2 separate regions of the Homo sapiens genome follow, and region 1 is linked to region 2. Evidence: chromatin contacts called from ENCODE Hi-C or POLR2A ChIA-PET data. All regions are on one chromosome and are shown on one strand. Each heading gives the region's core, a stretch centred on a gene start or an enhancer-like site at or near the end of the contact. The rest is flanking DNA. Distances are from core to core; before and after follow the strand shown.

Region 1 (3,582 bases), core at 541-3,040, 38 kb after region 2:
TATCAACAGGAGAAATGAATACTTCTGTAACCGAGGTAACTCTTAGACTCCAACTGAAAGAGAAACAATTATTCCTGGGGCTGTCTATGATCAACGCCATCATAGGACTACTTTGATAAAAGAGTTGAACCCAAGTGCTTTGAAGACAACCTTATAAAATTGTCATCATAGTAATGATGGTGTCCCAGGAATGCTCAAGTTGACAATGATCCTTTTCTAAAGAATGTCATTAGTTGGTTTTGAATACGTTTTTTAAAAAGAAAAACTTTGGAAAAATACCAGCAGGAAATTCACTAGAATGTTAATAATTTCTTCTGAAAAGTATAGTTATGGATGGTTATGGACAATTTTTTCTTAGCTTTCATAGCTGAAACAATCCCTTTTCATAACAAATATTTTTAACACCCCCTTACTATCCTGAAATAAAAATCACTGATATAAAACTAAAATCATTTTAAAAATAACAGAATATGAAGAAGAAATAAAGAGCAAAGCACTTTATAATAAAATATGTATTTTAATGTGTTAATGCTTGGGCCAGTAAAGTAGAAGGCATAAAGAAGCAGTCAGAGATTTGGATGCATCATATAGTTACCATGAAGGCAGAGGTTAAATGCAGATCTACAGAACGTGTAGCATGATGTACGCATTATGTAAGTGGCATTGCTGTCAGGGATAAATAAAACTAAGAGCAGTTTCTCCTCATTTACATGGTGGTTGAATTTTTAGAACTGTCTTCCTCCCCACTGCCCCTCAAAAATGAGCTTAAACATAAAATCAAGTTTGGTTTTAGACTCAGATAACTGATAGGTTTTCATCTATGACTGTCAAGGGAGACAGTCAAAAGTCAAGCAAGCTTCAGGATACTTGTTTGATATGGGGCATTTTAGGATATCTAGCATCTCTCACCCTTTCCACTTAATGCATGCAGAACATCCCCCATCGCTGTATTCCCTGAAAGTAGCCCTATGAATTTTTACAAACTCCTTTAGCAATTCTCCTGCTGCTTTTGAGAGCTACCACTTTATATTTTTCTATACTTCATGAATTTTCTTTAATGAAATTTACTATCTTTTATAAACATTTTTTTTAAAAAGCTCCAGCAGAGTTTTAAGCTCATCTCTGTTCCTATAATAAAAAGACATAAGGTCACAAGTCACTAACACAAACTAATATCTTGAAAGCAATTGGAGGCAGAAGAAGAAATCAAAAAAAGAAAAGGTCAAGAAGTTAACTATACTATCCTTAGTAGCTGGATAAACCTTTCACATCTTTGGATGAGATGCATGAGAGAAGTCCAAACAGATACCTCAAAGATCAATTTATTCTATCTTAAAAAAGATTTATGATTAAAGCAGAATTCACTGATGTAATGGGACACTAGGTCCAAAAATTACAGGGTCTCAAAGGAATACATGTGAGCTTTGATTACTGAGATTTCCTGGGCAACAGCACGACCTAAAATTAATAGAGTCCATAAAAGGAAGATGCCAAAAGAAACTTTGTTCTTAAGATGGTTTATACAGCTTGGGCTACAGCAAGACACAACCCATATATAGAAAATCACAGCATCTGCAGTATTTTAAGAAACTATAGTTGCAAAGCAAGAGCAAATGTACAGTGAGAGGAAAGATCCTTCGAGGCCAATGTGGAGTCAACCACTAGAGAAGATTCCTCAGTGCATGCTGGATAACAGGCAGCTTCCCACATACAGAGTTGGTTGGCTGCCATTTCTCAGTCTCTATCTTTTTCCCTGGGACTGCGCATCGTCATCAATTGCAGAAATCCAGGACAGCTTGCTTTTCTACACGTGGAATGCCTGCCAATTCCCAGAGGCTGGCTACCACAGGACTGTTTATAACAGCCATTGCTTATCAAGTTTACCCTTACTTTTATATCCTTATGAACATTATCATGTTATCAAATTTCTCAGACTTTTCAAAACCCTTTCATTCTGGGGACGAGCTATCTTTCCCTTTTAAAAAAAAAAATCTGCCTAAACAGGTTAAGAGGAGAAAAATCTATATTTTATTATCTCTTTAAGTCTGTTAAAAGCAACAGAGGCTTGCTTAAAAAATAGATTTTGGTTGTTATGTAATATACTGCAAAAAAAAATATTACTTTACTACATAAATAACTATTAGATAGCTCACCTACCATGTCTTTAAACTTAGACAAACTGTTGTTCTAACTCCACAGCGCAATCTTGTCTGGGAAATACCTTACCATATTAGGCAATCGAGCCCCAGAGAGAGAGGAAAACAAAACAGACTTAGGATTTTACCTAAAAGGAGAATGGCAAAAATACTGACTGGTGGTGGAGAGTGGACAGAAAGTTGCTGGATACCCTCCAGCAGATAAAGTGGTTTCACAAGATTAAAAAATTCTGCTCGAGAGAAAGGATCCAGCAAATAGCCAGAAGCAACGCTGTGAAAAATTGGAGAAAAAGGGCTGCTATTTACTCAAAGGAAGAAGGTGGGAAAAAATAGTAAAGATCTCTGAAACTAGGACTGTTGGAAGCACTGGCAAAGAAGCATAAATGGGATGGGTTATTTAGGCATAAAAATGAAAGCCTGCTTGCTTGACAGAGAAGCTGCAGGGACTTGACTTGATCAGATGCTTAACAGGTTCCAAACACAATTTGAAACATTTAGTTCTTGTTCCTTTCCTTTCTACTCATTTCTTTCCCCCTACTTCAGCAATCTCCTTTAAACCTTATTCCTCAAAATTCTTCAGTTATGTGTCAGAACACATGTTGGAGTTATAGAAGATTTGGGGCTACTTCTGTGACTCTCCAAATAATCCATTCTTTAAGGATAAATTAATAACTTCAAAATCATGTGATCCTAAGGCCAATAAAAGTATTCCGAAAGCCTTACTCTCATCCAGATGTAGGAACTTGTAGATTTGGAAAATAATTTAAATGGATTGTAATCATCTCTATTTAAATGTATTAGCTCATTTTCATTTCACAACTCTAAGAGGTAGACTATTATTATCCCTACTTTACAGATGAGGAAACTGAGGCATACAAAGGTTAAATAACCTATCCAAAGTAGTTAAATGGTTAAGCTGGGGTTAAATGCAGGGAGTCTAGCTCCTGGGTGTGTCCTCTTAACTATTATGCTATATTATTTGTCATAACAGTATGTAATATGATATAAGAGATATAACAGATATAAAGATACAAATTTGGAAGGTAGTGCAACAGCTGTGCACTAGGACTACAACTATGTGACACTAGCAAGGTACTTAATCTCCTGGGCCTCAGCTGTTAACTTTAAAATGACAGTGTTAACTAGGTGACCTTTAAAGTATTTTTTAGCTTTAAATTTAGTCTGTAACTGTCATTCTAGCCACCCCAGAGAAATCAAATTTTAATATACAGTAACAACTTTTAGGTGTTGTTTTATTTCTAATAAAAGTTTTTCCAAGAGTCTTCTTTTTTTGGGGGGGACAGGGTCTCGCTCTGTTGCCCAGACTGATGTGCAGTGGTGCGATCTTGGCTCACTGCCACCTCCGCCTCCCGGGTTCAAGCGATTCTCATGCCTCAGCCTCCCGAGTAGCTGGGATTACAGGTGG
Region 2 (3,423 bases), core at 610-3,109:
TGGAACTAAAAATTAGAGTAGAAGGGCAGGACACCGCTTGCAGGAAAGGGAGCTGATGTCTTCGAAGCTCCCAGTCTCTCTGGTCAACAAACCAAGAATTCAGATGCCATCTCCCCCAGCTCTACGTAGGACATGAGTTAACTAGGCCAGTCTCTACTAAGAATTCATGTAATGGGTCCAAATGGGAAAGCTACTTTTATTCCCACAGGTTTTACTATTCTAGGAAGATTCCTTGGGCTGAACAATTACTGCTATTGATTTTCCTTGAGTGAAATAAAAAACCCCCAAAACGAATACACTCCTGCTTTTAATTAGGCGGAAAAAATGGTTAACAGATTGCACTCTTAATTAGCATTGTTCATCCAAGTGTTTCTCATTCCATGACAACGGATTATAAAGTGGAGTAAAAATGGATTCCAGATTGGTAGTGCATCAGATGTAGTGTTGGATGTATAGAGGATACGATAATATGCTAAATAACTGTTTGGTACTTGTCAGAGGAAGGCACAAAGCACATGCAAAAAATAATTGTCAACACTGACAGTCTGGAAGGCAAAGAGGCAGAATGCCTCTGGCCTGCTAACCAAAGTTGCTATGTAGACAAGCTCTCATGAAGGCAACAATCCTTTATCATCCAATTATTTATCAAATGTACCCTAATTAGTTTGTAGGACTGGTTATAAAACAAAGCTAATTGATTAAATGTTCCCTTTATGCACATTAATGGCTGACTGAAAAATATTATGTAACATCTTTGTATTTTTTTGTTTTTGTCATTTTTTTAAATTGACATGTTAGAACTGAAGGAATAGCAATCCAGACTAAATGGGAAAATGCTACTGATCTTGCTTTATAAATACAGGTCAAATCCTATTATAACAAATACCAATTCAATGAAAATGTGCCTAATTAAAAGATTCCCAGGGTTCAGCTAATGACCCACTTACTTCAAGATTTATTCAATATAATAAATATCAGATAAGCACTACAATTTGGACATACTCTAGTATTTGTTTCCTTTAAATATACCCTGCATTGAAAAATTTTTAAATTAGCAAATAAGAAAAATTTGAGAATACTGACCAAAGATTACCTGGCTCTTACTTTTAGGATAATTTAAAAATGCTAAACCATCTAAATTGAGTAGTTCCTAATTTATAGAATTTATAAATGTTAGACCCAATAATATACATAGTAATTAAAAATCAAGAGCTAGAAGTGTCTAATGTATTTGTAGTTTAGAATTTTTTCTTTAACTACGAAGACTCAGAAGAAAAATAATTTTTTTTAATGTTGGAAAATTACTGTCAAAAGAAAGTTTTACTACTAATTGTATGAACCCAGCATCTTATATTAGGGTTGTTTCGTGGTATGAGAAAAGAGACTGAGCTTTCAAATTCTCATCAATATCTACCTGGTGTGGTTCCCATTAGAAATGCAAGTGAATCTGAAAGTTTTTCCGCTTTTCCTGAGTAACAAATCAGAGATGATCAGAGCTGTTACTAAGGGAACTTCTCAACTTTTAGACACAAAAAAGATACTGAACTAATGGAAACTTCATATGAAAGCCAAAAGTAGCAGTAAAAAAAATTACTTCATTATTTAGGATCAACAGAGACCAAAATAGCAATATTAGGAGCATACCACTTATAACAGTCATTCTTACTGTCGGTAGGAGCGAGTGAGGGCATGCCAAAAGGATGGATGAAATTTTCTCTAGTGAGGAAGAGGGATGTGTTTGTTTCTTTGTTTATTTATAGACGGAGTTTCGCTCTTGTTGCCCAGGCTGGAGTGCAATGGTGCAATCTTGGCTCACTGCAACCCCCGCCTTCCGGGTTCAATCGATTCTCCTGCTTCAGCCTCCCGAAAAGCTTAACAGGTGCCCGCCACCATGCCGAGCTAAGTTTTTGTAATTTTAGTAGAGATGGGGTTTCACAATGTTGGCCAGGCTGGTCTCGAACTCCTGACCTCGTGGTCCACGAGGCTTCAGCCTCCCAAAGTGCTGGGATTACAGGTGTGAGCCACTGCGCCCAGCTGGGATGTATATTTTTAAAAACCATGTTTAATAGCATAATTTTGTGTTCAGAGAATTAAAAATATTTATTATTTTCAAAATACAAACTAGAGAAGGTAAACAAAAATCTTCTTGGCTGGTGAGGACATGCACTATCTTCTATATATGAGTGATTTTTCATTAGGGAGTATATCATCAGCTGCTGTTACGAGTTTAAAAGTAAACATATATAATAAAAGTTTGTTTTCTAGTCACTGAAAAATCATCCTGCCTTTTGTTTTCTCAAGTTAAAAATAATAACTTGTTTGACTTACAGTTTATAGTTTGCCTTTACTACTGCTTGAACATTTGACAAAGGGTACAGTGTCCAAAATATTCTCTCCATGTGAATAGCTATTATTTTAAAAATACTCTCTGAGGATATTTTCCTTATATGGGGGCATTTACTATTTAGCCCTGTTAACAACACTCAAAAAAAAGAATCAAACTTCTAAATGCTGGCTGAAATTTCAATCCTCCGTTTTGAAGAATGTTGGATCAGGTGCTGTCCCTCTGTAACTCTGTGCCATCTCTAGAAGAAACTGTATGTATGTATACAAACAAGTTAAAGAAGTTTGGAAGAGGACAGTAAGAGAGCTGTCCTGACTTTAACTCTGAAATGCACACAGAAACTTCCCAGTATCTTTACTGTAAAGACTCAAGCATTTCCACTTTTCTAGAGAAATACAAAGACCCTGAAGCCCATAAGGTCTCAGGTTCTGTGGGCTCCATGGTCCCAGAGAGTATGACTGGGATTTGAGAACCAGGCACAGGAGATTCAGTTATGGCCTGCCAATTCCCTCCCTTGGCCTATAAATACAGCTTTCCTCCTTTCTGCAATTTCAGTTTCCTGTGTCTCCATCAAGGATAAATTTTGGACTCCCACAGCTACTTAAGCTTTTAACTGTCATCTTTGCCCTTTAGCATGTTCTTAAACTTGACCTTCAAATATATTTGAGATGTACTCCAATGTTGCTGGGAATATGGGGTTTTAGAGTCAGAGAGCTTGGTGCTTTAATCAAGGCTCTGCTGCTTACTAGTTGAGCAATGCTAGGCAAGCCATTTCTCTTCTATGTATCTCAGTTTCCTCATATGTAAAATAGGGATAGCAATACCCACCTTTCAGGGTGGCTGAGGACCAGCCAGTTACAACCAGGCATCAAAAGACATATGAGCACAACACCATCACAAAACCAGTTGTTAAAATACACTCAAAACCAGTTTTTAAAGAGTACCCTAATTAGTTGGACATGAGAGGAAATGAACTAGGCTAGGGAGATCTTAAGAGATGAAATCTTCATTTTATAACCAGTCCTTAGTGTCAGCAGCCACCAAATGAGTCTTGCATATCTTTCTCTGACATTAAAGAC

Evidence for each region. Hi-C counts contacts between places; a loop is a spot of excess contacts on that map. ChIA-PET counts read pairs that join two places held with the same protein, here RNA polymerase II (POLR2A). Pooled maps may share reads with other maps.
Region 1: a loop to region 2 is called in a map of tibial artery, with 5 times the contacts of the local background. The contact joins two enhancer-like sites. A Hi-C loop is called at or near these places in 7 of 168 maps with a recorded cell type or tissue (B cell, PC-3, aorta and 3 more), 6 of 37 single-sample maps with no recorded cell type and 16 of 50 pooled maps. POLR2A ChIA-PET finds 5 or more read pairs at or near these places in 5 of 52 experiments (H1, activated B cell, activated CD4-positive, alpha-beta T cell and 2 more).

Annotation. Positions count from the first base shown.
Region 1 is chr1:202,504,264-202,507,845 of GRCh38, reverse strand. The region is part of intron 18 of PPP1R12B (protein phosphatase 1 regulatory subunit 12B); the gene reads right to left. Among named protein-coding and RNA genes, the nearest start is that of PPP1R12B, 160 kb to the right of the region's middle. Within about 2 kb of position 1,790, at least 19 of the 41 ENCODE cell types and tissues checked have a DNase peak (open chromatin) inside an H3K27ac peak, as active enhancers do; they include ascending aorta, where a contact is called at or near this core.
Region 2 is chr1:202,542,072-202,545,494 of GRCh38, reverse strand. All of the region lies in intron 18 of PPP1R12B (protein phosphatase 1 regulatory subunit 12B), which reads right to left. Among named protein-coding and RNA genes, the nearest start is that of SYT2, 170 kb to the left of the region's middle. Within about 2 kb of position 1,859, at least 5 of the 41 ENCODE cell types and tissues checked have a DNase peak (open chromatin) inside an H3K27ac peak, as active enhancers do; they include ascending aorta, where a contact is called at or near this core.